2 separate regions of the Homo sapiens genome follow, and region 2 is linked to region 1. A link is a loop called in an ENCODE intact Hi-C map of the cell type or tissue named here. Cell type or tissue: natural killer cell. All regions are shown on one strand. Links, peaks and the distances in the headings refer to the core of each region. The heading gives the core; the rest is flanking DNA.

What was found. Peaks named below come from ENCODE experiments on the same cell type or tissue, not always from the same donor. Only the 100,000 strongest peaks of a DNase experiment are listed, where the experiment ranks them.
Region 2: it touches region 1 in a loop (2.9-fold over the local background); 4 of 110 quality-filtered maps call a loop at or near these places.

What each region holds. Positions count from the first base shown.
Region 1 is chr14:37,977,603-37,993,146 of GRCh38, reverse strand. No RefSeq gene overlaps it. Among named protein-coding and RNA genes, the nearest start is that of LINC00517, 83 kb to the right of the region's middle. In natural killer cell, for the core only: CTCF peaks have their summits at 6,907 and 7,107 (motif pointing left); a DNase peak (open chromatin) is centred at 7,086.
Region 2 is chr14:38,068,560-38,084,103 of GRCh38, reverse strand. No RefSeq gene overlaps it. Among named protein-coding and RNA genes, the nearest start is that of SSTR1, 130 kb to the left of the region's middle. In natural killer cell, for the core only: no CTCF peak of the experiment used is centred there; DNase peaks (open chromatin) are centred at 5,593, 9,173, 9,543 and 10,253; H3K27ac peaks cover 3,283 bases.

The DNA.
Region 1 (15,544 bases), core at 2,430-10,429:
AATCAGGACTTATTTACTACTTCTGAAGTGTTTCTTGGTTGAAACTCAAAGGTCCTAGACTTCTCTCACATAAATTTATACTGTTTTTTGTTTTGTTTGGGAGGGGTTGTTTGTTTTGTTTTGTATTTAGATGCCTAATATATGTATCTACTCAGAGATTCTGGGCTTGAAACCACTTTTGGTATCAAGGCAGGAAGTTGTTGTTCTTTATATTCAGTGAAATGTATGCTAAAATACCAACTATCCCTGTGTTCCCACTCCTCTCCCCAACACACACACACACATAAATAGGTAACTGGGGCTAACACCCCTTTTTTCTTGGAGGATGGCCCATGATGGTGATGACAGTTGGCTGGGGTTGTGTGAGCAAGAAGGTACTCCCACCCACATTATGCACTCAACACCATCTGTTTTTACCACCTGCTGCTGTTCACAAACAGCATGCATTGACCCCTGTGGGCCTCTCCCAGCAACCTCACAAGATGCTTTCCACTTGGCTCCTCTTGCTAACAGCAGGTCTTTATGTGGCTCCTAGAGGTGCTCCCATCAGTGTCTGCTGATCCCTGTAACTGCATAGTGGTAGCTGTTCCTGTAGATGACACTCACTAGAATCTTTTCTGAACCTATCCATTTGTAAATTTGGTGTTTCTGTTATTTTTATTGAGTTGCACGAGTTCTTTGTTTAGTCTGGATACAAGCCCTGTATCTGATAGATAATTCGCAAATATTTTTTTCCAGGAAGTGACTTGTCTTTTCAATTTCTTAATGCTACGTTTTGAAACACAAGAAGTTCTAATTTTAAAGTAATCTAATTGAGCAATTTCTTTTTGTTTAATGGCTCTTCCAACTTTTGTGTCTAAGAATCCTTTGCAGAGCACGAAGATTTTCTCCTGTGTTTTCCCCTAGAAATTTTTTGTTTCAACAAAAATTTTACATTTAGGTCAATAACACTAAAGAAAACCAAAATATTTCTTTCTAAAATACCGAAGATTGTTGAGCTGAAGAAGACTAAAACACAGAAGGACATCTGCCTCTCCCTGTGCTTGCCTGATGGGGACAGCAATTCACAAAGACAAAATATCTTTCTACCTGCTCCCTCTCCTTCCTTCCTGAAGACAGAGATGGAAATTCTGTCTTTATTGGTCATAACTCAGCTCTTAGCTCAGAAGCTGGCACCAGCAGGGCTAGGAAAATCTGGGAACAAATTTTACTACCTTCCCACAGGTTTTCTGCCTTTGCAAGGAACCCCTTTGTCTTATCACTATAGAATTTATGGCTCTTTGTTAAAATACCATTTAAGGCAGAGCTCCAAGCCACTACCTTGTGAGAGACTTTTGAGAGGCTCCTCCCACATGATGTACATACAGTATGCATTAAACATAAAAATGTTTCTTTTTCTCTTGTTAATCTGTCTTTAATTAACAGGAATCTGCTCCAGCTATAAATTTATGAAGACTGAAAAAAGAAATTATTTTCCTCCTTTCGATATCTTTTGAGTTAATTTTGTCTATGTTATGAGGTAAAAATCTAAGGATTTTTTGGTTTGGTTTGGTTTGGTTTTTGTTTTGTTGTTTTGGTTGTTGTTTGCATGTGGATATCCAATTGCTCCAGTGCCACTTGTTGAAAAGATTATCCTTTCTCCATTGAAACGGGTACCTTTTAAAAAAATTAATCAACTATAAATATGAGTTTATATCTGGACTTTCAATTCTGTTTCATTAATCTATATTCCTATCTTTATGACTGCATTAGTCTGTTCTCACACTGCTATGAAAAAATACCTGAGACTGGGTAACTTATAAAGGAAAGGGGTTTAATTGACTCACAGTTGTGCATGGCTGGGAAGTCCTCAGGAAACTTACAATTGTGATGGAAGGTGAAGGGTTAAAAAGGCACCTTCTTCACAGGGTGGCCAGAAGGAGAAGTGCAAGCAGGGGAAATGCCAGACACTTATAAAACCATCAGATCTCATGAGACTCACTCACTATCATGACAATAGCATTGGGGAAACTGCCCCCATGTTCCAATTACCTCCACCCTTGGTCTCACCCTTGACATGTGGGGATTATGGGGATTAAAATTCGAGATGACATTTTGGGTGTGGATACAGCCAAACATATCAATGACAATACCAAATTGTCTTGATGGCTATAGCTTTATAATAAGTTGTGAAATCTAGTTAAATAAGTCCTCCAACTTTGTTCTTTTACAAAGGTGTTCTGGCTATTTTATTTGCATTTTCAAATAAATTTTTCAAAAAGCTTTTTAATTTATATAAAAATACCTGTTGTGATTTTTATAGGGATTGCATTCAATATATAGATCAATTTGGGAAGTATGTAGAAATACAATTAATTTTGTATATTAATCTATCCTACAACCTTTGTAAACATGATTATTAGCTCTAGTAGTTTTGGCTTCTTTCGAATGTTATACATACAATATCACATCTTCTAATAGTATCTTAATATCTTATTAAAAGGACTCATTTACTTTCTTCTTTCCAATTGGGAAAATGATTTTAGTCTTTCACTATTAAACATATAAGTACCCTTTATCCAATGGGGAAAGTTCTCCTCTATTGCCAGTTTTTCAAGAGTTTTTATTATGAATAGGCATTAGATTTGGTCAAATGCTTTTCCTAAGTCTGTTGAGATCACCATATGGTTTTGTGCTTTATTCCTATAATACGGTACATTAAACTAACTGATTTTTTCAAATGTTAAACCAACCCTGAATTCCTAGACTAAATCCCACTTGGTCACGGTATATTAGCCTTTCTATATGTTGCTGAATTCTATTTGTTAATAATGTATTAAGAACATTTTTGTCTATATTCATGAGAGATATTGGTCTGTAGTTTTCATTTCTTACAATTTCTTTGGCTTTGATATTGCAGTTGTAATGACCTCATAGAATGTATTAATTAGTATTGCCTCCTCCTCTATTTTCTAAAAATGTTTGTGAGGATTGGCATTATTTTGTATGAAATATTTGATAAAATTAAACAGTGAAGCCTCCAGGCCTGGGGTTTTCTTTGTGGAAGGATTTTTAATTAATAATTCAATTTCTTTACTTGTTATTCAGATTTTCTGTTTCTTCTTGAGTTAATATTTTTCCATTTCCTCTACAAAAGACATTAAGTGCTCATAGCTTAAAGGCTTTTCTCTGATAATACACATGTACATTACTCCTCCTGTAAGTTAGCATGTATGACCATCTGGAGTCAGTTGTGTTACTGATTTTTATTTGTAATTATTTAATTTGATAAAATATTATATACACTTCTTGAATAGGATAATAAAAAGAAAAACATTGCTTATAGGAAAACTAAGTTTGAAATGCCTTGGAAAGACATGATAAAAGCAAACCACTTAAAAAAATTGAAAAACTGTTGTAAAACATGCGGATGGGAAATTGCAACGATCTGGAGTGATCTTGAACTCAGATTGCCTCACAAGTGTTTTTAAGTCCTTATTCCAAAAGAATATCACAAAGAATGCACCATTGTTATGGTTTATGCAAGAAGGACAAACTCTTTTAGTATATCCTTATTCAAAGAAAAGCCCATGCTTTTTGGCAAATACTTGTACATTGATATATTTTAAATTAAAATAAAACAGATGTATGTCCTTAACTTCACTTGATAATTTACCAAAAGACTTAAGAGATATTCAGAATGAGATGGGTTATCACATAAATATCTGCAAGTGTTGTTGTGTTGATATATAGGAAAAATCTGAAAAGAATAACAGTATCAAACAGTCAATAAATTCGTTGGTTTAATCAAATAATGAAGCAACTTAGGTGAAGTTTGTCGATATAAATCAGCTTTGAGAATGAGGGAATGTGTAACTTACATCCCAGGGACTCACTTGGAGGAATAGATTTGAGGTCCTCACGAGCATAGTCAATATAAAAAGAATTCTACCTCTATTCAAAAAAACACCTGGGTTCCTACAGCTGCAGACTTCACAGTACTCCCAAATCTTTGACAAATATGAACCTCATTTGGCTGAGAAGATAACCCCAAGTTTACCTGGGAAAGAAATTCTAAATTCTTGAGGTGATAAAACTATCTGTTGGGAATAAGTGACTTTAAACTGAGGAAATTTATAATTAAGATTAGAGGTATTGAAGTTAATTATACTCGTAATAATTGTGTATAGTTCATTTTTTTATTGAGAAAATTTGATGCATAGTTTCCATCTTGCACATTTTAGTTTTAAAAATGTATCAGTCTGATTTTTAATATAAACATATAAAAATTTTTAAGTTCATAAATACTACTGTAGTATTGTGAGAACTCAAAATTTACTATATTTATACTTTATTCCATTAGACAATGAGAGTTATTTAAATACTTGAAGAATTTTGTCAAAATCATTTTTTTCTTCTTCAAGATGGGGTCTTCCCAGGCTGGAGTGCAGTGGCGCGATCACGACTCACTGCAACCTTGACTTCCCAGGCTCAAGCAATCCTCCTAACCACAGCCTCCTGAGTAGCTGAGACCACAGTCATGCACCACCATGCCTGGCTAATTTTTTTTTTTTTTTTTTTTTGGAGAGATGGAGGCCTTCCTATGTTGCCCAGGCTGATCTTAAACTCCTGGGTTCAAGCAATCCTCCTGCCTTGGCCTCCCAGACTGCTAGGATTACAGGCATGCACCACTGTGCCCAGCCTCAAAATTCTTAAAAGGAATTTATTAATGATATTTTTAAATGCTTAGGATAATTGTAATGTATAAGTTAGGTCTAAGAAGTTATAAAGCTTTTCTTAGAAGTAATTGTTGACATTTCCTACATTTATATGTAAAGTCAGAATATTTTAAGCTAAATGGAAACTTTTAAGAAAAAAACTATTATGGATAGTTATTACTTTAATGAGTCAAAGATTAATTTTAAAATCCAGTATAACTCTAAATAATATTTATTTTGTGTGAAAGTTGTCCTCAAGGACATCAAAAGAATCTAATTAAATATATTTGTCATTTATCATGATTCTTCCACACCCATGGACTTCTTAGATTAACCTACCAATTCTGATTATAGTAAGTAGGTTTCATACACCATCTAATTATCATGAGCCATTGAGTCAGCCAAGAAGCCAAAGTGGGGAGCTGTTTGATTCATATGTCTTCATCTGTATGGGTGTATGAAGGCATGATGTATAGAAATTATAAAGGGTTATAGAGTCAGATGGTCTGGGTTTGAAATTGGCTGTACCACACACTGCATGTTAGACTTCTGGCAAATTACTTAACCTCTCTGTAAATATTCAGTTTCATCACCTGTAAAACCTCTACCTACCTCGTAAGGTAATTGTGAGGTTTATATAATGCAACAGATTTTAAGTATTTAGAACAGCACCTGACACAAAATTGAGTGTTCAATAAATGTTGGCTGTTGCTATTATTTATCGTTATTAATTTTTAAAAATGGCTTATAAGCATCAATTTCACTCAGATGTTCTCAAGAGGATTTAAGTCATTATTTGCCAAATTTTACCATGAAGTCTTCTATTTGGGAGACTCCTACATATATACACCTTTCTGTATTTCAATTGCCATGACTTTCCAGTAGCCTCAAGGATGACTTTGCCTGAAGAAAAATATCAGTTAAAGAAAAGCATTTGGCATTAATCTCTGGCTTCAGGCTGAAACCCTAAGGCTCCATAAATCCTCTTATTTCAACCACTTGGAACACTAACAGTTAACAGACTTGAAGTCTTGCTGTTTTTTGACATTTCTTTCAAAACAAAAAACAACTTTAATGATTTTGCTGAAATTGTAGGTGATTCTATCTCTTTAATTATTTGAGGCTTGAATATGAGGACTAATCTGGAGAATGGGAAGTACAGTCATCCCTAATATCCATGGGGGATTGGTTCCACGACCTCCCTCAGATACCAAAATCTGTAGACGTTCAAGTCCCTGATATAAAATGGCATAGTATTTCAATATAACCTACGTACATTCTCTCATATACTTTAAATCATCTCTAGATTATTTATAATACCTAGTACAATGTAAATGTTATGTAAATAGTTATACTGTATTGTTTAGGAAATAATAACAAGAAAAAAATCCATACATGTTCAGTATGATGCATATTTTTCTCAAATATTTTCAGCCCGTGGTTAGGTAAACACACAAATGCAGAACACATGGATATGAAGGGCTGACTGTATTTATTTATTTATTTATTTATTTATTTATTTATTTATTTATTTTGAGATGGAGTCGCTCTGTCGCCCAAGCTGGAGTGCAGTAGCGCGATCTCAGCTCACTGCAACCTCCACCTCCCGGGTTCAAGTGATTCTCCTGCCTCAGAGGCCTCCCAAGTAGCTGGGACTACAGGTGCCTGCCACCATGCCTGGCTAATATTTTATATTTTTAGTAGAGACAGGGTTTCACCGTATTAGCCAGGATGGAGGGCTGACTGTATTTCTAATTGCTTCTTTCGATCAGCATAGAAGCAATTACTTTTATAGCACTTACATGCCAGGCAGTGTCCTTCGTGCATTAATTTTTTATATATTCTTCAGAGCTGTCGATTTAGAGGTACTAATATTAGGCTACTAAGGCTTCATTCACTTGTTAGAACATTTTCCCCTCAGCAAGTATGTCAAGCAAAGTACTTCAAAGAATATAGAGTCAATAAAATTCCACAAAGCAAATCTGTGTAGTAGGATGATGAGAGAAAGAGTACATGAAGCAGTCAGCCTGGTGATCATTTGTAGCTAGTTAAGAGACCACAGCTGAAAAACAGACCTTTCTTTTATCACCAAATTGCATGATGTCTAAGTGGTCACTGTAACTCAGATCCAATCTGACATAATGACATTAGGCTGAACTCACACATGCTCTATCAGTTCAGAGGAACTGTTTCTCATCTATTCTTCCCTCTGCCCTCTGGGGAAAAGGCATACAGGAAATATTGTGTTGGCAACTAAAAAAAATGCTCTGTTTTTCTAAAGATTGAAGGTATTAATTTAGCCAATGCATGGTTAGCATCTAGCTGGTCATGTGTATTATTGAGAATGTGAGTGACTTCAAAAGCGAAAAAAGGATAAACTGTCACAAGTTCAGTGCCCCCTGGTGGAGCATGATGGGAAGCACCTTTTCCTTCTGTCCCTAAAAAGTGCCTAAGACCATGCAAGGTGTATTTTAAATGTTCATTTCTCCACTGGCTTCATCTTGCCTTTCCTATTTTCTACTTTCCTTTGGCAAAATTTTTTAAACTTTTTTTTTGAGACAGGGTCTCACTCTGTCTCCCAGGCTTGAATGCAGAGGCGTGATCACAGTTGACTGAATCCTCAACCTCCTGGGCTCAAGTGAGCCTCCCACTTCAGCCTCCCAAGTAGATGGGACTACAGGCATGCACCACCACACCTGGCTAATTTTTTTTAATTTTTATTTTTGTAGAGATGAGGTCTCACTCCGTTGCCCAGTCTAGTCTCAAACTCCTGGGCTCAAAAGATTCTCCTGCTTCGGCCTCCCAAAGTGCTGGGATTACAGGCATGAGCCACCATGCCCGGCCTACCTTTTCATGTTTACAGTTATTTTATCTTTTTGAATTTTTGTAAACAAACTTAATTCTTTCTGGACTAGCAAAATATTACTAATAAACAAGGCTAATAGCCTGTGGGGTGCCAGCTCTGCCACCTAGATTGTGTATGGCTAGCATCCATTCTCTTGGTTCTGAATTAGTCAGTGCCTGGGTCATACCAGTAGTTAAATGTTATTCATATTTTCCCTTAATATGAATATACATATGTATGTATGCTTGCACATCAAGCCAACCTGTGCTTTTAAAATTCTTTGTTCCTTAAAATTCTCAAAGACTAAAGAATGCAAAAGAAATCATCCCAAAATTGAAAATATATATCCTAGATATATTCAAACAAATATATCATACATAGTACCCACTTTTAATGGCCTGTAACTAACAGCTGTGATTTTAGGTCCTCAACAAAGGAATGAAGACTATTAAGGGCAGTGTCACTTCCAAAACCTCTACAGTCACACAAAGTCAGAGTTGCTCGAAAGACGAAGACTGCATCTCTGAGAATGACTGTGCCTCATGACAACCTCAGGCCCAGGCACACTCAGAATTTGTAGATGGAATTTTCCCACATCTTTAAAAAGAATTCAAGGCCAGGAGCAGTGTCTCACACCTGTAATCCCAGCACTTTGGGAGGCCGAGGCAGGTGGATCACCTGAGGTCAGGAGTTCAAGCCCAGCCTGGCCAACATGGTGAAACCCCATCTCTGTTAAAAATACAAAAATTACCCAGGCGTGGTGGCATGTGCCTGTAATGCCAACTACTCAGGAGGCTGAGCCAGGAGAATTGCTTGAACCTGGGAGGCAGAGATTGCAGTGAGCTGAGATCTCACCACGGCAATCTAGCCTGGGCAACAGAGCGAGACTCTGTCTCAATAACTAACTAACTAAATAAATAAATAAATAAATTCAGCTTTATTGAAGTACAACTGACAAATAGAAATTGTGTATATTCAAGGTGGACAACATGATGTTTTGATATACATATAACTTATGAAATGATTTCGACAATCAAACTAATTAACATACCATCACCTCACATGGTTACCTTTATTTTTTGTGGTGAGAATACTTAAGATCTACTCTCTAGATCTACTCTCTTAGTATGTTTCAGGTATGCAATACAATATTATTAAATATGGTCACTCTACTGTATATTTATTGATCTTAGTTGATCTATATTTATTGGTCTATAATTTATTGATCTTGCAACTAGAAGTTTATACCATTTGACCCATATCTCCCTATTTCCCCACCCCTCAACCCTGAGTAACCACCATTCTACTCTGTTTCCATGAGTTGGCTTTTTTTAGATTCCAAATATCAGTGAGATTATGCAGTATTTGTCTTTCTGTGCCTGGCTTCTTCCACTTAGTATAACATCCTTCAGGTTTATCCATGTTGTCACAAATAGCAGAATTTCTTTATTTTTTTAGGCTGAACATCATTCCAGGGTTTATGATGTGTATAGTCGTGTGTGTGTGTGTGTGTGTGTGTGTGTGTGTGTGTGTGTGTTGCATTTTCTTTATCCACTCATCATCCATATCTTGGTTACTATAAATAATGCTTCAGTGAACATGAAAGTGCAGATAGATAGAAAGTTCTTTGACATACTGATTTCATTTCCTTTGATAGATACTCAGAAGTGGGATTGCTGAATCATATGTTAGTTCTATTTCTAATTTTTTAAGGAGATTTCATAGTGTTTTCCTTAGTGAATGTAACAATTAATATTCCCAGCAACAATGTATTCTTTTTCTCTACACCCTCACTAGCACTTTTTTGGCTTTTGGATAATAGCCATCCTAGCAGGTATAGGTAGTTCATTGTGGTTTTGATTTGTATTTTCCTGATGGTTAGTGATGTGAAGCACCTTTTCATATACTGTTGGTTATTTGTATGTCTTCACTGGGAAAATGTTCATTTAGGTCCTTTGCCCATTTTTAAAATCCAGTTATTTGTTTTTTTACTATTGAACTCACTAGTATGAACTCCTTATATGTTTTGAATTTAAATCCTCATCAGATATATGGTTTCAAACATTTTCCCATTCTGTGAGTTGCTTTTTCACTTTGTTGATTGTTTCCTTTGATCTTCTTGCTTGATTATACTTAAAGAGTTGTAACACTGTACAGTCAGGGTTGATTTGCAGAAGACAGAAACCACTTTCAGAAGAACATTCTTTAAAACCATATTTGAATGCTTACAATATCACTGGTAGAGTTAGAGGAGTAGGTCTAGGTTGGGTTTAGAATGATTCTCATAAAACCACTTCAGAACTGACCTTCAAGGGGAATTGTTTCCCTTGATACAATCAAGAAGCAGGGCAATTAGGAAGCTGCCACTGGAAATTTGACTTTAGGAACCAACTTAGCTACACTCTAAGCCCTACTTCTCAATGGCTATAAAACTAGTAATTAGTCGTAAGAATTCTACCTAAGAAAACTTAGTGCTTCCTAAGCACTTTATTTTCCAAAAGTATAGAAAAAATATTGAAATGTGGCCTCTAATTTCATGCAAGTGCATTTGATTGGTCTAATCTAATCATAGCTGGAACCTTAAATCAAGAGAGTCAAGGAAATGAAAATTTTAGCATTCTAATATATTTTACCAGGCAGGAATGCATATTAGAAGAGCATTTTTCAACTCCTACATTGCAAATTACTTGAATTTCATAAAATCAATTTATTTAATGAGCCATGAAATCAATTGATTTTTAAGGAAATAGAATAGAATGGATCATTGTATCCTACATAGCAAAGGAGGATTGTTTTGTAAAGCTTTTTATTTCAGGTGTGCGTGTGTCTGTGTGTAACTAGATTATGAAATGAAATGATCATATAGGCCACATGGACTAAGGCCAAAATATTTTGCTATCCACTGCGCTGCACTAGATGGAGGTTAGAATGGATTTTGAACACCAATCCACCAATATTCATCATAAACCCCGTGAAGATGAATTTATATTCAAACTAACTATATCCATTTTCTATGACTGCTGGAATGTTGGAGCAACACAACTTTGCTATCTTACAGTTCTGTAATTAAGAAGTCCAAAATGGGTCTCACTAGGCTGAACTGCAAATGTTGTTAAGGCTGCACTTCTTCAAGTGCCTCTAGGGGGAATCCATTTTTTTCCCTTTCCATGTTTTAAGGCTGCCCTTGTTCATTGGCTCATAGTCCTCTTCTTCCATCTTCAAAGCCAGCAACTTCGGGCCAGGTCTTTCTCGGATTGCCATATCTCTGTTCTTTTCTACCTCTGATCTTCCCCTTTTAAGAATCCTTGTAATTACCTGGGGTCTACGTGGATAATCCTAGATAATCTCCCTATTTTAAAGTCAGCTGATTAGCAACCTTAACTCTATGTCATGTAGCCTAAAATATTCACAGGTCCCAGGAATTAGGACACAAATATCTTTTGGAGTAAGAGACATTATTCCATGTACCAACTAACCAAACCAAATTAAGGCACAGGGAAACATTCAATATGTACTATAAACTAGGGAGGAAAGGGGATACTGATCCTCCAGTCCAGATCACTCTTGTTATTGCTGCTTCCAGAGCAAAGTTAGATAAGAAAAAGGCATTATTTCCTACAAGAAAATGCATAAAAATATATATAATTTCATTTGTCTGCTTTTTTAAAAAATTTAGGTTCAGGGGTACATGTGAAGGTTTGCTACATAGGTAAACTTGTGTCATGGCGGTTTGTTGTACAGATTATTTTAGCACCCAGATATTAAGCCAAGTACCCAATAGTTATCTTTTCTTCCCCTCTTCCTCTTCCCACCCTACACCCTCGAGTAGACCTACTGGGGGAACCCGCCCCCAGTATTTCAACGTAGGTTCTATTTTCCATAAGTGTCAGCCAGCTGAGAAATAAAGAGAGACAGTATAAAGAGAGGAATTTAAAAGCTGGGCCGCCAGGGATGACATCACATATCAGTAGGACCATGATGCCCACCTGAGTCTCAGACCAGCAGGTTTTTATTAAAGGTTTCAAAAGGGGAGGGGGTGTAAGAACAGAGTAGTAGGTACAAAGATCACATGCTTCAATGAGCAAAAAGAAGAACCACTGATAAGGGTTCAAGAAAGACGACAGGGCACAGGGCAGAAGCAGAACCACTGATAAGGGTCTTTGTTCAGTGGTGCATGTATTGTCTTGGTAAACATCTTAAACAACAGAAAACAGGGTTCGAGAACAGAGAACCAGTCTGACCACAAATTTACCAGGGCTGAGTTTTCCCAATCCTAGTAAGCCTGAGGGTTCTGCAAGAGACCAGGGCTTATCTCAGTCCTTATCTCAACTGCACAAGACAGACATTCCCAGAGTGGCCGTTTATAGACCTCCCCCCAGGAACGCATTCTTTTCTCAGGGTATTAATCTTAATATTCCTTGCTAGGAAAAGAATTTAGCGATATGTTTCCTACTTGCATGTCTGTTTATAGGCTCTCTGCAAGAAGAAAAATATGGCTCTTTTTGCCCAACCTTGTAGGCAGTCAGACCTTATGGCTGTCTTCCCTTATTCCATAAAAATCGCTATTATTCTGTTCTTTTTCAAGGTGCACTGATTTCATATTGTTCAAACACACATGTTTTACAATCAATTTGTACAGTTAATACAATTATCAACAGTGGTCCTGAGGTGAAGTATATCCTCAGTTTACGAAGATAACAGGAGTAAGAGATTAAAGACAGGCATAAGAAATTATAGAAGTATTATTTGAGAACTGATAAATGTCCATTTTAAGATGAAATCTTCACAGTTTATGTTCCTCTGCCACAGCTCCAGCTGCTCCCTCCATTTGGGGTCCCTGACTTCCTGTAACATAGACCCCAGTGTCTGTTGTTCTCTTCTTTGCATGCATAAGTTCTCATCATTTAGCTCCCACTTCTAAGTAAGAACATGCAATATTTGGTTTTCTGTTCCTGCATTAGCTTGCTAAGGATAAGAGCATCCAGCTCCATCTATGCTCCTGCAAAAGACATGCCTTGTTCTTTTTTATGGCTGCATAGTATTCCATTGTGTGTATGTACTGCATTTGCTTTATCCACTCTGTCATTGATGGATAAGACAGAATGAGAGAAAAATATTTGCAAACTATGCATCTGACAAAAGTTTAATATCCACTGTCTATAAGGAACTTAAACAAATTTACAAGAGAAAAATAACCTCATTAAAAAGTGGGCAGAGGATATGAACAGATATTTTTCAAAAGAAAACATTCATGCAGCTAACAAGCATATGAAAAAAAGCTCCATATCACTGATCATTAGAGAAATGCAAATCAAAACCACAATAAGATACCATCTCACGCCAGTCAGAATGACTATTATTAAAAAGTCAAAAAATAATAGATACTGGGGAGGTTGTGGAGAAAAGGAAACACATACACTGTTGGTGGGAGTGTAAATTAGTTCAACCATTGTGGAAAGCAGTGTGGCAATTCCTCAAAGAGCTAAAAGCAGAACTACCATTCAGCCCAGCAATCCTATTATTGGGTATATACCCAGAGGAATATAAATTACTCTACCATAAAGACACATGCACATGAATGTTCATTGTAGTCTCCTCATTTTCAGGAGCTTTCTGTTTGTTCCCTACTATGAACAACACTGAAAATAGCTAGTTATCTTTTGTATCTCTTCCTCTTCCTCTCCCCTAACATCAAATTTTAAGTAACATTTTACTTTATTACCAATAAGCCCACCAGAGAGTTTATATTATATTTTATAAATGTGCCCCATTCCTCTCCTGCCATTTTTCAGAGTCATTTTTATCTACAGTGTCAGAACACAGTTGTCATGTACTATACTGTTTCCCTTACATCTGTCATTTAGCCTCAGTTTTACAAGTAAATGTATATTCAGTGCTCATAGATAAATAGTCAATACTTTGTAGTCACTTTTGTTGTTTGAAGATTTCTCAGGAAGGAATGTTAGAAACAATATCCTCTTGAGCATGTTCATAAGAGCACCTTTATGCTTGACAGTCAGTTTGACAGGATATAAAACTTACATTTTTTTTTTACTTTAGTAGGTGTTACTATTTTAGCATAAACCATTGCTGTTTAAAAAAAAAAAAAAAGTTGTTTTAACTATGACTTTTTTCCTCTTATAAGTGACCTGAATGTTTCACCTGAAAACTCAGTTTGTTTTTTTCTTCGAATTCTTTTTTTTTTTTTTTGAGACCAAATCTCGCTGTCACCCAGGCTGAAGTGCAGTGGTGTGATCTTGGCTCACTGCAACCTCCATATCCCCAATCCAGCAATTCTTCTGCCTCAGCCTCCCGAGTAACTGGAACTACAGCTGCGCCACCATGCCCAGCTAATTTTTGTGTTTTTAGTAGAGACAGGGTTTCACCATCTTGGCCAGGCTGGCCTCAAACTCCTGACCTTGTGATCCACCCACCTTGGCCTCCCAAAGTGCTGGGATTAGAGATGTGAGACACCGCACCTGGCCAAAAACTTTAAGTTTTTTTTCTTTTTCTGATTCGCCTACTTGGTTTATTAGAATATGTGTCAGTGTCAGCTGTTCTGAGACAATTTTCTTATAAACATAGAGTTGCTTCAAGACCTTTTTTACTTCAGGAAACTATTCTTGAAACATAGCTCTTAGTATTATTTTGTCACATTGCTTTTCTTTGTGGGGACTCAAATATATTATATATTTTTGTCTACCTTATATACCTGTAACTTTCTTTGAAGTCATTTTATTTTTGTTTTCAAATGTTTAATCTTTTCTATTTTTCTGCTTTCCATTATCTATTGGTCTCATAGTATCCACGCTGTTATCTGCAATTCCTTCTAAGTAGTGTCTAGTTCTAAAATGGGTTTTTTCCCCTTTGTTATATTTTTAGTGTGGCCAGTTCTCCTTTCAAATCTTCCTTTCATCCAATCATTTTGTCACTTAGTTTTTCTAATTTATGATGTTCTTCATAGTTTCTAAAAATATTTATATTTCTTTGAGATGGTTTTTGAAACACTAGTTAATGGTTTTTACCTGATTGCTATAAAAATGTTGCTCTGCTTCCATATTCTCTTTATCTTGTAATGAATCTGTGTGGGATGTGACTCATGTCTTCTGCTGTGGCTTCATCTTTAAGTGAGATGGGTCCCCCTGTCCTTTTAGGTGTTTCTATGTGCTAGGTCAGTGGGGGCTTAGGGTGACTTTCATGCCTTCATGACTCTAGGGCTTTCTTTTGTGTTGCTGTTAAGAATGTCAGCAAATAGGTTCTCATACTCACTGCTCCTCTGTCCCTTTTCCTTATTCTTTTCCTAGATTTTGTCTTTCCTCTGCTCCTAGAACCCATGCACTGCTCAATCTGGATCCTACTCCCAACAGTTGGTCTTCAGCGAAGGTCTATGTCCAGAAAGGACACTTTTGTCTGTTAATTTTGAGAGTTCCTAGGACCCGAAACTCCCCATAACTTCTTAAGCATGTATCCTTCCTTTAGCCCCCTCACACTCGCTGGGACATTAGTACAACAAAGCCCCCTCCCAGTTTTTGATACTGTTCTCAGAAAAGCCAGTTGCACTCCCCTCATTGAAAGGGAGCCTGTTTATTTTTGACTTTGTTGGCTCTCCCTCTGCCTACCCCACTTTCTCCAACACAGTTGTTTAGACAGCATCCTTCTTGTTGCTATTATTGGTTTGCTTTTTGTATTTTTGAATTCATGGGGTATCTCACTCCTCTTATTTTTGTAGAGGTTTCCATATTTTTTGTTATTGGTGGTGGTAGTAGTGGTTTTGTTATCTACCTTTATTGCCCACTTTTGAGTGGAATTCAAGGAGATTTAAAAGCTATGTCATTACCCTTTTGCCTTCTCTCTTATTATTTCAACTTCACAGAGCAATTTTTAAATTAATTTATTTAATATATTTATTAATATATTAGTTTAATACAATCATTTAATAAAAACTTATTTAATAAGAATTAATTTAATTATCACCTATGTATTACTCATATCTTTTACAAGA
Region 2 (15,544 bases), core at 5,069-13,068, 88 kb before region 1:
TACAAGACACTATTTCATTCATTTATCTGTGTACCTCTTGTCTTCCCAACATATTTATCTTCCCAAGGGAGGGACTGGATCCTGCATGTTTTTTTGGTCCCTTGCAATTGTTAGCATATTTCTATAAAAATGGTAGTCACTTAAGACATACCTCTTGGCTGAATGCTTACAGTCCTCTACAGTTCTAGAAGGCACTTGAGGAAAACTTGAAAGCAAAGATAGAAATAATTTTGGAAGATTTTTATTTGGAAGATTTTTATAAGGAAGTCGAATGCTACTGTACATTAGGAATGAAGCATAAGTGTAAGAGTAGAATTTTAAAACCGAATAAATGTTTTAGATAAGGAAACTTAACAAACAAATTTCATCCATATTTTTGGGTTTTTAAAATTTTGAAATGACTTCAGACTTACATAAAAGTTGCAAGAAAAGGGTTCAGAGAATCCCCATACACACTTCACCCAACTTACCTTTTAAGATCATGCATACATCTGGTTTCACCTCAAACACTCATTAATTTTAACATCCATCTGGGCCTTGCCTGCAGCAATTATATTTGCCTAATGATGATTTTCTATTTTACTTATTCCTTCAATGTTTATTTATTGGAATCATTGTGTAAGGCAATTTCTCTCCTCCCTACTTTCTTTTTCAATGAGAACCATTGCTTCTAAAAATGTATAGTCTACTCTTCCATGAGGCATCATAATATTATTCAAGTTTAGACTTGTAGACATCCTCTACTGTTAAAATCTGCACTCAGTCATGGTCATATTGAATGCTCTTGGGTGACAGAACAAGGTCTCATAACTTGCTTTGTAAGTGACAAGCTTGCTGTGGTACTCACAGGGGCTTAATCAGTGTTTACAAGTAGGCACTAGGTTTGAATTGCAAATTAAACAGCAGAGAAGTATTTAGAATGAATATGTAGCATTCAAGTGACCTTTCTCAGGCATAATCACTTGGAGAGGCAAACGATATAATTTCTCTCATGCTACAATAGTAATAATGGGCTTCCTTGTGAAAATATGCTTTTGATATTCTGCTCAAACTTGGTGGCTATACTCTATTTATGTTTGTTGAATTAAGAATAGGTAAACAGGACACATATTTGATCTCTGTCTAAAGTGATACTTAGTATTGTATTGCTGTTAAATTTTCAATATACTTTTAGGTATATCATCACCAAACTACCATTCTAAGGGGTATAAAGCTCTTGTTGTCAGATTTTACAGATGAGAAGTTAGGCATAGTAACTGACTTACCTGATTTATGCTCTGTGTTCCTTCCACTGGGCCATTATATGAATTTTCTATCATTTTTATTCTCTATCTCATTGATTCAACAATCTTAATGAACAGCCTTCACAACAATCCAATTTGTCCGCAAGCATTTGCCCCTATAAGAGAACTGTAATTTGCTGCTAACCCTAGTCATAAAGAAGCTCAAGCTAGTTTTATTCAACACCACCAAGTGCTAGTGATGCAGATCCTCAACCTTCTCTGGGGTTCACAAGTCTCTTGTGTCATTGCTGGGAATGTTACACAGATGCAGGCATCTCTTACCTGGGCATTCTAGGGATGATGTGGTAGCTGCTGTCGAAAGAGATTTGCACCAGGACTGAGGAGCAAGTTGTCAGCTTTGCCCTGAGATATGGGGATTCAAATTACTCACAGGCCATCAGTCAACACCAACCATGCTGCATCCTCAGTTCTAGTCACCACAGACTTCTCTCTTTCATCATTTTTCCTCTGACTTCTAGTCTGGCAGGAGAAGCTGAGTAGGGGACATTGGCCCTTTCTGTTGCCTCAGGGTATAACCTTTGAAACCCAGGAAAAGACCTCTCCTCTGCTTCCTGCCCATCTGCTGTCATGTTTTTTACCTGCAAAAATGAGAACAGAATCATCTAGCTGCTGAAACAGAGGAAAGGATAAAAAATTAAAGAAAAAACAAGGAGAAAACTGTTAATATTTCAAAACCATTATTTTTCCAAACACGGCCACCTACTAGCTTTCTGAATGATAATGTAGGAGAGGTGACACCAACAAAAATAGAACTAATTGGCTGGGTGCAGTAGCTCATGCCTGTGGTCCCAGCTACTTGGGAGACCTCTAACAGGTCCTGGACATCAGTTTATGTCACTATGTACAGATTAACCACAGTTTTAATGGATATGTAATTTTTCACATTACAGATACATATTGGATATAAAATATTTCATTGTATGACATACTATAGTGTATCAAATTATTTATCTGCTTGTTAATTTTTTCCAATTTTTCAACTGTACTTCAATAAGTATTCCATATGTATATATTTGTGCAATTCTAAGAATGCTTCAGAAGTATACATTCTTAAAGTGCAAGTAGTAGCTCAAAAGGCATAAGCACTTTATATTTTAGTGGAAATTTCTAAATAGTCTTTCAAAGACCTTCTGGTTGGCAGTAGTCTCGCCAACATTGGATATAAGTGCCCAATCTCCTTATGCTGTTAATTTTTATTGGGACATAAAAATTGTGTGTTTACACAAAATTGAAAATGATGTGTTTACAAAGAATTTTCATATATGCCATGGACCAAATTGTATTTCTCCAAAATTCATATGTTGACTCCCTAACCCCAATGCTTCTATATTTGAAGATAGAGTCTGTGAGGATGTGATAAATGTCAAATGAGGTCATAAAGCTGGGGCCCTAATCTGATAACAATGGTGCCCTTATAAGAAAAAGAGAGACATCAGAGTTCCTATCTCCACTGTGAGAGGACACAGAGAAGATGGCTGTCTCCAAGCAAGGAAGAGAGCCCTCACCAGAGACTGACTATGTCAGGCCTTGATCTGGGACATCTAGCCTCCAGAACTGTGAGCAGAAATTTTTCTGTGTTTAAGCCATGCAGTCTGTGGTATTTTTATTACGACAGCCTAAGCAGACTAATACACACGTCATTTCATTCAAAACTCCTGTCCATGCAAAGGGATACCACCATTCCTAATTTACAGGTAAGGAAATGGCATTAAGAACGTGCTCAGATCACATGGTTTTTAATTGGTGATGCAAGGAGTAGAAGGCAGCTTTTTTGACTTGCAGTCAGGTGTTCCTTTTTATTACGGAAGAGTAGTCTTGTTCATTACAATTCCAGCTCACTTATTAGCTACTACTATGGGAAATCTATTGAAATCACAAAATGCTTGAGTTGTAAAAGTCTTTGGAGGTTATCTAGTCTAGCATAGAAAGTGAGGCCCTGAAAGATCAAGTAATTGGTCCAAGATGACACAGCTAGTTAATGGAAAACCTAAGATTGTTATTCAATTTGACTTGAGTCTAGTGTTCTTGGATTTTTTTTTTCTTTTTTTGAGACAGAGTCTTGCTTTGTTGCCCAGGCTGGAGTGCAGTGGCATGATCTTGGCTCACTGCAACCTCCATCTCCTGGGTTCAAGTGATTCTCCTGCCTCAGTCTCCCGAGTAGCTGGGATTACAGGCATGCGCCATCACGCCCAGCTAATTTTTGTATTTTTAGTAGAGACGGGTTTCACCCTGTTGGCCAGGCTGGTCTTGAACTCCTGACTTCAGGTGATCCACCTGCCTCGGCCTCCCAAAGTGCTGGGATTACAGGCGTGAGCCACCACGCCCAGCCCTTTAATTTTGACATAATCATATTTCAAAGTTTAATTTTAATGTATAAATTATTCCTTTGTAAGTATTTCCAAATACTACTATAATTCTATAAATATGGTTATTTTTCAGGTCACAAACTTTATCTCATAAAATAGAAGTTGCCCTTTAAAATTCCAATCAGATTTATATTCTGATGTCCTTTGGTAAAGTGATGTAGCACATAATGGCCAGTGTTTGTTTCAGTCTTTTTTTTAAGCATGATTGAGCCTTTTTCTTTTATATATGACTCTATTGCAGGACTTAGTTCATTCAGGGGCTGAAGGCTTCCACATCTCTCGTTTCCATGCTAATTAAAATGTCAGTCTCTTCTTCAGTCTTTGGATATGTGCAACAGGAGATTAGAGTTTGTCTGCTTCCTTTATATCAGCAAAATGGATCACACTGCTGCCAGGAGAGTCCCATTAGTGTCATAAATCATAGAAACACTATACACTTTCTGAGAATGAAGGCTGATAGTTGGAGAGCAGTATAGTAATTTTTGCTGACAGTTACCCCCACCAGGACAAAATAAGAGAGTCCTGGGATCAAGCCACAGATTATTCTCAACATTAGCAAAGTGAGATGCTTTTTGAAAATAATTACTTTCCCTCTACAAAGTGGTATAGATATTTTTATCTTTTTTTTTTTCAAAATTAGTTTTGGCATTTAGTTTCCCAGAATATAAGACTTAAATTGAAAATGGCAGAAAAGTCATTCAAAACCCTCTTCTACTTCCCTTAAATATAACACATTCAGTAGCTTGGTGATTTCAAATATATTTTTTCCCAAATAACAAAGGAAATTAAACTCAATAAGTTATGTGTTAAATACACCATGTAGATTCATTATTTTTTTAAAAACTGCCTATACGGTAGAATACCTAATACACAACTGTGGTTATAGCAGAGGAACTGAAAGGTAACACTGATTCACTGAATGTTTCCAAGACTCAGGTTAACCTATAACTAGAAACAGCTTGAAGACATCTGATTCATGTTGTTTCTAGTGTCCAGAGTAATGGAGCTTTTAAAAATCATTTCACAATACCACAAGTATTTACTCAATCTGTATGAGTTGTACTTCTCTTTTAATGAAAGAGTCAAAACACAGTTATAATAATTCCCAGTAACACCACCCACAGAGAGCTGATTATCAAACTATCTTATTTATTCAAAATGAAAGGTTTCTCTCCATTCAGAAGAGAATATAACAAAAGAATAAAGGGAGCAGGAAGCAGGATACTGGAGAAAAGAGAGAAACGGTGAGCCTTTCTGCACATCAGAATCACTCAGGGAAGATTTTGCAAAACACAGGTACCCATATTTCCCCCAGATATTTTCATTCACCTGGTCTGGGTTAGGGACAGGCGTAATTCTCATGCTTAACTTAGATTGAAAACCACTGTAAGAGAATCAACAGGTACACATGAGGATATATGAGGTATCTCAGTGGACTCAGGAGCACTGCAGAGAATGGACACTTCTGTTATTGAAAGGTTGGCATTCTAGGTATGTGCTCTACTACCCCCAAAGGTGGATGCTCTTGGAGTCTTGCCAGGGAAACAATGGTCAATCCCACCTGCTTGTTCTGTGTGCTTGAGCAAGGTACTCAATATTTGATGTTTCACTTCTTCATTTGGAGAATGGGAATGATAGTACTATCTCATGATCATTAGGATAAAGTGCAGTAATCCACATGAAAGGCTTAGCTCAGCACCTGGCATGTGGTAAGTACTCAGTACATGTTATCTGACCACTTAGTTGGGAGAAAATCATCAGAGCCTTTTTTTTTTTTTTTTTTTGCCGTTTAACCACGTACTAACTGATGTATTTATACACACACACACAGCTCAAGCGAAATGTGCTAAACATTTCTGCTTACAAAGGAAACAGAAGTGGTCATGTGGTAATGGAGCCCTCACCACTATTGCACCCAGATTACAACAGGATACCTCACCCAGACAATGGCTACCTGCCAGGTGACAGGGCTTGGATAGTTCTGTAACAGGTATCTGAATTACAAGAAAAGAAGCTGGAGCAAGTGTGTGTGTGTGTGTATGTGTGTGTGTGTTTCGGAGTGTGTGTGTATGTGTGTTGTGGTGAGGGGTATTGTTGTAGTTGCTACTGTTTCAACTGAAGAAATTCGAAAAAAAATCTATAGGTTGAAAGGAAAGAGCCAAAAAAGAGGGAGAGGTAACTCTGCAGGTGAGGGAGAGTTGTCTAATGGAGCAAGAACCTTGAAGACCCCATGTAATAAGATCAGCCTCAGATGGAGCAGAGCAAGCTCCTCCTCTGAGGTGGAAGGAAAGGGCATTAGGAAGCTGTGAAAGCAGATAAATGTGTTGGCATGGCAGGACAATGGGCAAGTTCTCCCTAGTTGGTCCTTATTTTCTCCAATAAATAAGAGCTGAGTTCACCTGCAGAGGTTAAAGCGAGAGGAGGAAAGGAAAGAAGCTAGAGGCAAGTGGCCAGGGTTTTAAATAGCTGTTGGGAAGGTCTCAAGAGCTCCAAAGTACCTCCGACTGTAATAAGTCATTTAGATGGTATTCCTGATTTGTCTTCTTGGCAGATTCTTGAAAATTTGCAGCCAATTGGAGATAATTAGTTTTCCAAATAGATCCCACTCTGGGAGAACCAATATTGCATTCTTTTAATGCAGGCTTTTATAAATAGCAATAAAACATTCTGCCATCTAAGCATAAAGAAGAGACCCATATAAAGTCCTCCCTTCATTGAAAACGGAGATGTTATCTTTTAAAACTATGCTGCAAATATACTTCCCTCTAATATATTGTAATTTCCTACTAAATAACTATTTTTTTTTTTTGGTGGAGAGATCAGAAGTTAAAACCTGCTGTTTTTACCAAAAAGATTTTTATTTCTATTTCTATACAATTAACATGAGTGTTTTTAGGAAGGGGGAGGTGAGGACCCAAGGTTTTTTTTAAGGAAAATAAAACTGAAAATGCAAAAATAGAAAATTCAAAAATGTAAATATATATGCCAAAAGCCAACCACCTTTCCTATTTTTCTGACTTAACCCTTAGCCAAATGATATTTCATGTGGTTTGAGCTAATGAATAAAAAGGTCAAAGAGCTATGGAAAGATAATAAAAAGAAGCATGCAAACAATTGAGAGAGATGAGGAAAGCATTAGAACAAACCACTTTGCCTGCGAAATTTATGCTGAAGGCCACACGCAGGCCAGAACTTGAAATATAGTTGAAAGCTTAAAAGGTACAGTGATAAGAAAACATAGCAGAGGCCATGAAACAGTTCTTCGGGGGTCTAATCACAAGTGCCTGAGAGGATTAGAGCTTTAACAAATACAGCACTGCTTTAGAGAAAGTCAGAAGCAAAATGAAAGCACTTGCCTTCAAAAAGGAATCAAAGAACCACTTGATCTCCAAAAACAAAAAAGACTTATAATGTGGAAAGAATAGTAACTAACTTTTTAATTAATCAGTACTTGGAGTCTCTCTAATACTTGCTATTGCATTTTTTCTTTTTGTCATTATATAATTCTTTTTTTTCTTTTTTTTATTTTATTATTATTATACTTTAAATTTTAGGGTACATGTGCACAATGTGCAGGTTAGTTACGTATGTATACATGTGCCATGCTGGTGTGCCGCACCCATTAACTCGTCATTTAGCATTAGGTATATCTCCTAAAGCTATCCCTCCCCCCTCCCCCCACCCCACAACAGTCCCCAGAGTGTGATGTTCCCCTTCCTGTGTCCATGTGTTCTCATTGCTCAATTCCCACCTATGAGTGAGAATATGCGGTGTTTGGTTTTTTGTTCTTGCGATAGTTTGCTGAGAATGATGATTTCCAGTTTCATCCATGTCCCTACAAAGGATATGAACTCATCATTTTTTATGGCTGCATAGTATTCCATGGTGTATATGTGCCACATTTTCTTAATCCACTCTATCATTGTTGGACATTTGGGTTGGTTCCAAGTCTTTGCTATTGTGAATAGTGCCGCAATAAACTCCTATTCAACATAGTGTTGGAAGTTCTGGCCAGGGCAATTAGGCAGGAGAAGGAAATAAAGGGTATTCAATTAGGAAAAGAGGAAGTCAAATTGTCCCTGTTTGCAGATGACATGATTGTATATCTAGAAAACCCCATTGTCTCAGCCCAAAATCTCCTTAAGCTGATAAGCAACTTCAGCAAAGTCTCAGGATACAAAATCAATGTACAAAAATCACAAGCATTCTTATACACCAATAACAGACAAACAGAGAGCCAAATCATGAGTGAACTCCCATTCACAATTGCTTCAAAGAGGATAAAATACCTAGGAATCCGACTTACAAGGGACATGAAGGACCTCTTCAAGGAGAACTACAAACCACTGCTCAAGGAAATAAAAGAGGATACAAACAAATGGAAGAACATTCCATGCTCATGGGTAGGAAGAATCAGTATCATGAAAATGGCCATACTGCCCAAGGTAATTTATAGCTTCAATGCCATTCCCATCAAGCTACCAAAGACTTTCTTCACAGAATTGGAAAAAACTACTTTAAAGTTCATATGGAACCAAAAAAGAGCCCACATAGCCAAGTCAATCCTAAGCCAAAAGAACAAAGCTGGAGGCATCAGGCTACCTGACTTCAAACTATACTACAAAGCTACAGTAACCAAAACAGCATGGTACTGGTACCAAAACAGAGATATAGATCAATGGAACAGAACAGAGCCCTCAGAAATAACGCTGCATATCTACAGCTATCTGATCTTTGAGAAACCTGAGAAAAACAAGCAATGGGGAAAGGATTCCCTATTTAATAAATGGTGCTGGGAAAACTGGCTAGCCATATGTAGAAAGCTGAAACTGTATCCCTTCCTTACACTTTATACAAAAATTAATTCAAGATGGATTAAAGACTTACAGGTTAGACCTAAAACCATAAAAACCCTAGAAGAAAACCTAGGCAATACCATTCAGGACATAGGCATGGGCAAAGACTTCATTTCTAAAACACCAAAAGCAATGGCAACAAAAGCCAAAATTGTCAAATGGGATCTAATTTTCTTTTTTTTTTAAGACAGGATCTCACTCTGTTGCCTAGGCTGGAGTACAGTGGAGGAATCACGGCTCACTGCAGTCTCAAACTCCTGGGCTCAACCAATCCTCCCATCTCTGCCTCCCAAGTAGCTGGGACTACAGGCATGCACTACCATCCCCACCTAATTTTTATAGAGATGGGGCTCTCACTATGTTGCCTAGGCTGGTCTTGAACTCCTGGACTCAAGCAATCCTCCCACCTCATCGTCACAATGTGCTGGGATTACCTGGCCCAATTCATTTCATTAAAACAATTTATATAATGTGAGCCAAGACAATGAAAATATGCATAAAGTATGCATATACATAGGTGTAGGAGATATCAGTTTCTTCTCTCTTTTTTTCATGTTGTTTCTATAGTAGATCGTATTATAGTTCAAAATATCGGCTGCCACTTCCTGTGGGAAGATTATACTTTCTCACTGCTTTGATGTCAGTTTTGGCCATGTGACCTCCTCTGTGCAAGAAAATGTGAACAGGAGTGATATGGGTTTTTGCAGAAAGAATTAGCATAAAAGGTCTGAGTCTGCTTGGCTTAGAAAGACCTGTGTGCAAGATTGGCCCTCAGCTGGAATTGGGGAGCTTGAATTTCAGGAAGGGTCTCACATTTCCTGATAAGGATGGCTCACAGCACCTAAACTGTTTGTGCAAAGAATAAGGCTTATGCTGAACCCATGAACCCTTTCTGGGAGTCCAGAATTTGGGTACATGCAGGACAGAGGATGCCTATTGTGATCATCCCTCAGTAAAAACTCTAGGCATTGAGTCTGTCTTGTGAACTTCCCCAGTAGATGACATTTCACACATTGTTACGATTTGGCACTGGAGGAATGAAGCACATCCTGTGTTACTGCACTGGATAAGGACTCGGAATCTTGTACCTGTTTTCCTCCAAAAAACTTTGTCCCATGTACCTTTTCCTTTGCTTATTCTACTTTGTATCATTTTGCTGTAATAAATCATCACTACACAGTAATGTGCTCTGAGTCTTTCTAGCAAATCATGAAGTCTGCCCTTTCAGGAAGTCCTTCATGACTCTTTCTCTTTGGTATGACAAGTGTCACTCCTCTGGCTACAGGCTACTCTGCCTTCTGGGTCTCAGAGTGAAGATGACATGACAGAGCCATGGCCAACTTGGAGTGGTCTAACATAAACAAAAACTAAAGCTCACAAGTTGTAAGCCCCTACGATTTTGGAGTTTCCATTACCACAGCAAAACCTAGCTTTTCCTGACTGACACATAATTCTGGTGATACATTAACACAGTTCTTTTGTGCTCCCAAAGCCTTTTCTCACATTATTTACTTTGACCTTCCCAAAACTTTATGAAGTATGGAAACCAGATGATATTTTTATGCTAGAGACTACACGGACCTTTGTTTCATTCTCTAATATCATGTGACATTAAATAAAAATAAATAATTAATTAAATCCCTACTCAATCCCTATTCCATGGATGCATGGTTCTATGGAGTTGTCCATGTAAGAAGCAGACGAATAGCAAATGAGTCACGGCAATTTGGAGCTTTCAAATTCAAAACACAACTTTTTATTGTGGTTCCTATTAGTAATGACTGGTTTGAGGTTTTGGTTTTTGTTTCTGTTTTTTTTTTTTTTTTTTTTTTTCCTGTCCACAGCACCTCAATAGATATAAATGTCTTTCCAGACCTCTGGTTGTCCATCAGTTTATAAACCTGCTCTGGTTAATTAATAATCGTTTCTTTGAGGTTAATAATCTCCTAGGACTACCAAATTAGATGTGATTTATGCCACATAACCTATATTTTAAATCATATTGAAATAAACATTGCCTTCAAATTTAGTGAAACTCAATGGATTAATCCTTTATTACCATTAAACAAATCACTCCAAAATTGATTGGCTTAGAACAAAAATAAACACTTATCATCTCACAGAATTTCAGTGGGTTGAGAGTTTGGGAACACCTTAGCTGAGTGGCTAAGGACTCTGGCTCAGGACTTGACTTGTCCTCAGTTTGCAGTGAAGATCCCAGTGGCCAAGGCTGCAGTCATCTCCAGGCTTGACTAGAGTGGGAGGAGCTGCTTTCATGGTGGCTATTTGCATAATTGACAAATTACTGCTGCCTTTTACAAAGAAGCCTCAGTTCCTTGCCACATGTGTTTTGCCATAAGGCTGCCCAAGTAGCCTCTAACATAACACCTGGCTTTCCCCAGAGCAGGTGATCCAAAAGAAAGTAAGACAGAAGCCACAGTACCTTTTCTAACTTTATCTTGGAAATCATACACCCTCACTTCTGGCACTAGAATACATGTTACTAGGTCCAGCTTACACACAAGAGAAGAGAAATTAGACTCCATCTTTTGAAAAGAAGAGTGTCAAAGAATCTGTGAACATATTTTAAAACCATCATATCCCTTGTAGGTAATTATTTAATACTATTGCTGTTCACCAATATGTTCAGTGGGGAGCCACTTCTGGGCACTCCCCTCATGTTTGGGTAGGACCATGTGACCAGAACTGGCCAAGAGTTGTGAGTGGACTATTCAATAACTATTTCTAGAAAATTGGCTCTCCATATGGAAAAAGACAAAAAGATATTATTTTATGTCCATTGAAAAAATGCAAATGAGTTAAAGAAGAAAAATCAGTAATATGACATTTTTACAAGAAAACATGTAACATTTTATGCCCATGACAAAGGTAGGGATTTCCTAAAGAAGACACAAAAACCATAAACTATGATGAGATATCATTTCATCAAATTTGCCACAAATTAATAAATCTGAGAGCACAAACTCTTAACCAATTAGCTATTGCTGGTGTGACTGTAAATTTGTACAACCATTATGAAGAGTAATAGAACAAAATCCAGTAAAATCTAAAATGTGAATAGTCTCTGAGTAAGAAATTCCACGTCTGGGCTCATGTTCTTTAACTTGGAGAAGCACAAGGGATGTGTACACAAGGATACACATGCAAGGATGTTCACTGAAGCACTATTTAAAGTAACGAGAACCTGGAAATAACTTTACCATCTCTCAAATGTCATTCATACAATGGAATACTATACAGCAATTAAAATAAATAAGCTACATCTGCATTTACCAACATGGATAGTTCTCAAAAATCAATAATGAGTGAAAAGGCAAATTGCAAGCTGGCACTCATATGATTCCATTTATGTGAATTTTAAAATATGTGAAACAAAACCATATAGCATTATTGAATAAATACGTTTGTAGGAGGGGTATTTTTTAACTTGCATGCATTTCAAAGTTGAGATAACTTCTCCTGAAAAAAATAGGCGAAAGAATTGGGAGTTGGAAGAAGGGTGGTTTGTCGTATCAGGAATATTTGTTTCTATTTTTTAAAAAGAGATCTGAATTAGGTATAACAAAATGTTACCATCTGCTTACTACTGATGATGAATGTTATTGTTATCTTCTACAATTTTCAGTGTCTTTGGAGAATTTCATAGTTAGACACTACAACTTTAAGAAAACCACTGAATTAGATTATCTCAATTTTTTTTATATTAAAATTTACAGTTCTAATGAGGGGAGGGATAATCCCTAAATCATGGTGGGTGATTTGCAAGATTTTGAGCTTTTTAAATTAACCTGCATTAGCAGCTCCTCTGAGATGAACTCTGTATATGACATGCCAAAGTCACATATCCAGAGCAGGACTTGCTGATGACTATGGCCCAGAATGGTCTCAGGCCATCCAAAGTTCTTTCTGTTTATGACAGAAAAGAGAGTCCCATTATCTCTATTCTGGAAAATATCACTCAAATCATTTGTCAGTGTTCCCTTCAAAAATCCAAAGTGGTTTGCACTCCTCTGAGTGTTTTTATGGGTCAAACTAGATATAATAAAAAGTATTTGTTTTGTTTCAAAGGAGATAAGTTCAAGCTATTCAATTCCCTCTTTCCCACAAAACCAATCCAATCACATTTAAATTTATTAGGAATGAGAAACACACACATATCTCCATCATCCCCTGATTTCCCAAAGAAGGCTTTGGAGAGAGTGGAAAACATGGGAATGATACTTTGATTATCATTGTTATTTCCTGGATACAGCTGGATTACAAGAAGCTGTGAAGTGGTTTTAGTTTTTAAAAAAATCCAACAGTTCTAGTTTTGCTGACAAGATAAAGGTCCAACTTCCTCTCATAGGGAAGACTTAATCTTGTTATATTTCTAACCACATTTTGGGTGGGACAGCACTAAATAGAACAGATAAGCATCAAATCTTCCAGATGCTTACCCTGAATAAATCTCCAAACTTTGAAGGGACTGTCTGAGAGCTAATCTTTTCAGTTTTAAACTTGAGTCAGCCAATGATGAACAATAAAATGGAAAGTTGATCCATTTCTCACTTATTTTTCCTACATGATAATATAATACCAACAGCAACACTCATTTAAGCTACAATGTTTCTGTATTGGGTATGCTTCTGTATGTGTGAATGAGTTGTGTATATGTGGGTGTGAGTGTGTGTACCTTTGTCCAAAAAGACCTTCACCATCCAAGAGCACAGGATTGCTCTCTCTCAGAAGCAGAGATTTGTACATCTCTACAGTATGGACTGCATTTTGGATGTGGGCCAAATAACCAGGGAAGAAATTACTAAATTATGCTACTTGTAAATTGTCCATTCTAATGGGCCCAAACATCATGATTATTTTTATAAATCACTCTATTCTGTTTGCCTGCCATTTATTGATTCAATAACAAATCAATACTTACTGAGTACCTACCACAAACGTATTCTATACCAGGCATTTCACAGTGATGCCTATAGAATTATAAAACTTGTCATTTCTTGTTTTTAGTGTCAATGAATCTTCAGGAAAATTAAGTCACAGAATTCTTAGTGAAACATATGATTTCAAGTTATAAAACCAGAAAATCTGATCCTTAGTAATACTGGTGGTGACTCTCCATCACTGTAGTCAATGTCCTGCCAGTAACTCAGCAAAATTAGACAGAGTGTGACAACAAGAGGAAATCAAAATGATTTGTAAAGTGAGAATGCGTCACATTTTCAGGGAAAACCACACAGTATTCTGAAATGAAAGCCATTAGAGGGAAAATGCATTTCATTAGCCTGGTCTTCTAAGGACAGTTAGGTTATAAAAGCAGTTTGTCTTCTTTTAATCCTTTCCCTCCACCCTCTGCCATATATCCTTATGTTGTCATGAGTGTTCCATCATTGCCTCAGTTTTTTTTTTTTTTTTTTTTTTTTTTTTTTTTTGACAGGGTCTCACTCTGTCACCCATGCTGGAGTGCAGTGGAGCAATCATGGCTCACTACAGTCCCGACCTCCCAAGCTCAGGTGATCCTCCCACCTCAGCTTCTCAAAGTGGTAGAATTACAGGGATGAGTGCCTTGGAATATTTTCATGAGAGGAGAGAAAAAGGAAACCCAAAACAATTTGCAGAGTATCATTAGACACAATGGATTATATTTGACCCTTTGCTTCTTTTACCTGGGAAATTTCAACAGAAACTCAAACATCCACTTACCTCACAGACTTTTGTTAAATCATTACAACTTCAAGGAATGTGTTTCTTGAGTCTGAGATCCATTTGGGTTGAATCCATATACAGCACTTATGTGATGGGATTGGTTCTCAGACTGTATCCTCTCTTATGACACAAACAGTGGAGGGTTAAAATTTTATGTGTGTATCTGTGTGGATATGCATGCATGTGTGTGTATTTATGTAGTCATGCATGTAGAGAAAGACACATAGAAAAAGAGAGAAACAGCAATAGGAAAACGAGACAAGAGGAAAAGTAATTTGAACAAAAATAAAACAACAAAAATTTCTTACAAATTAGTATGTTTTAGTTCATGTTTATGGTAGAAACTGTGAAGTGAAAAGAGAATGAAAGAGCTGGAAATGATCTTTTTTGAATAAATGAACTGAACTGAAAAAGAACTGATAGTGCTCCCTAACCATGGAAATAATTGTAATGCTTTCAATAAAAGTTGTGATTATATAAATAAAGAGGTCTAGGAGATAATCTTTACAAATGGTCTGAAAGGACAATGCCACCAATGTTTTGGAGGGTCTCAGTATGTTCTCCTCTCATGGTTCAAGGCAGTTTAAGATTATTTTCAGAGATACCTGAAGCCATAGAACTGCTATTTTTTTACCCTCATATTAAAACAATAAATAAAGAACACCCTGAATCTGCAAATTAGATGGGCACACATGTCCTCGTGGGAAAATGATATAGAATGGCTGATACTGTAACACAGTTTGGTAATTTGATTAGTTTTCAAGCTTGAGAATGCACTTCCATTCAGGTTAAAAAGCAAGCTGCCAAGTGGGGTATACAAGCAGGCTGGCCTGGTTTTATTAACAGAAACTGTTATGTTTTAGATGACAGGGAAAATATTTTGTATATTATGCATGTGTATGTTTATTTTCATGTACATGGAAAATATCTAAATAATATGCACTATATCCTTTTAGTGATGTTGCAGTGAGGATCTTTGGGAGTCAAATGGTGATCTTTTAATTTTGTTTTTGCTTATTTTTATTTTCTAACTTCTGCAACACATATGTTTTGTTCTGTAGAAATAAAATGCTATTAAAAATAAAAATAAAATAGCAAAATCATAAAAGATAAATAAGAAAAAAAGTGGTGTACACTCTCAAAGAAAGGAAAGACAACATAAGAAAGTTATATGAATAAAATAGTTTAACCTTAAATGTGACAGACACTCATGTGTGTTGAGGAGAAAAATAGAATTAAAAAATCCTACAAAATTAAAAAATCCTATAAAAATCCTACAAAAGAAATAATTGGA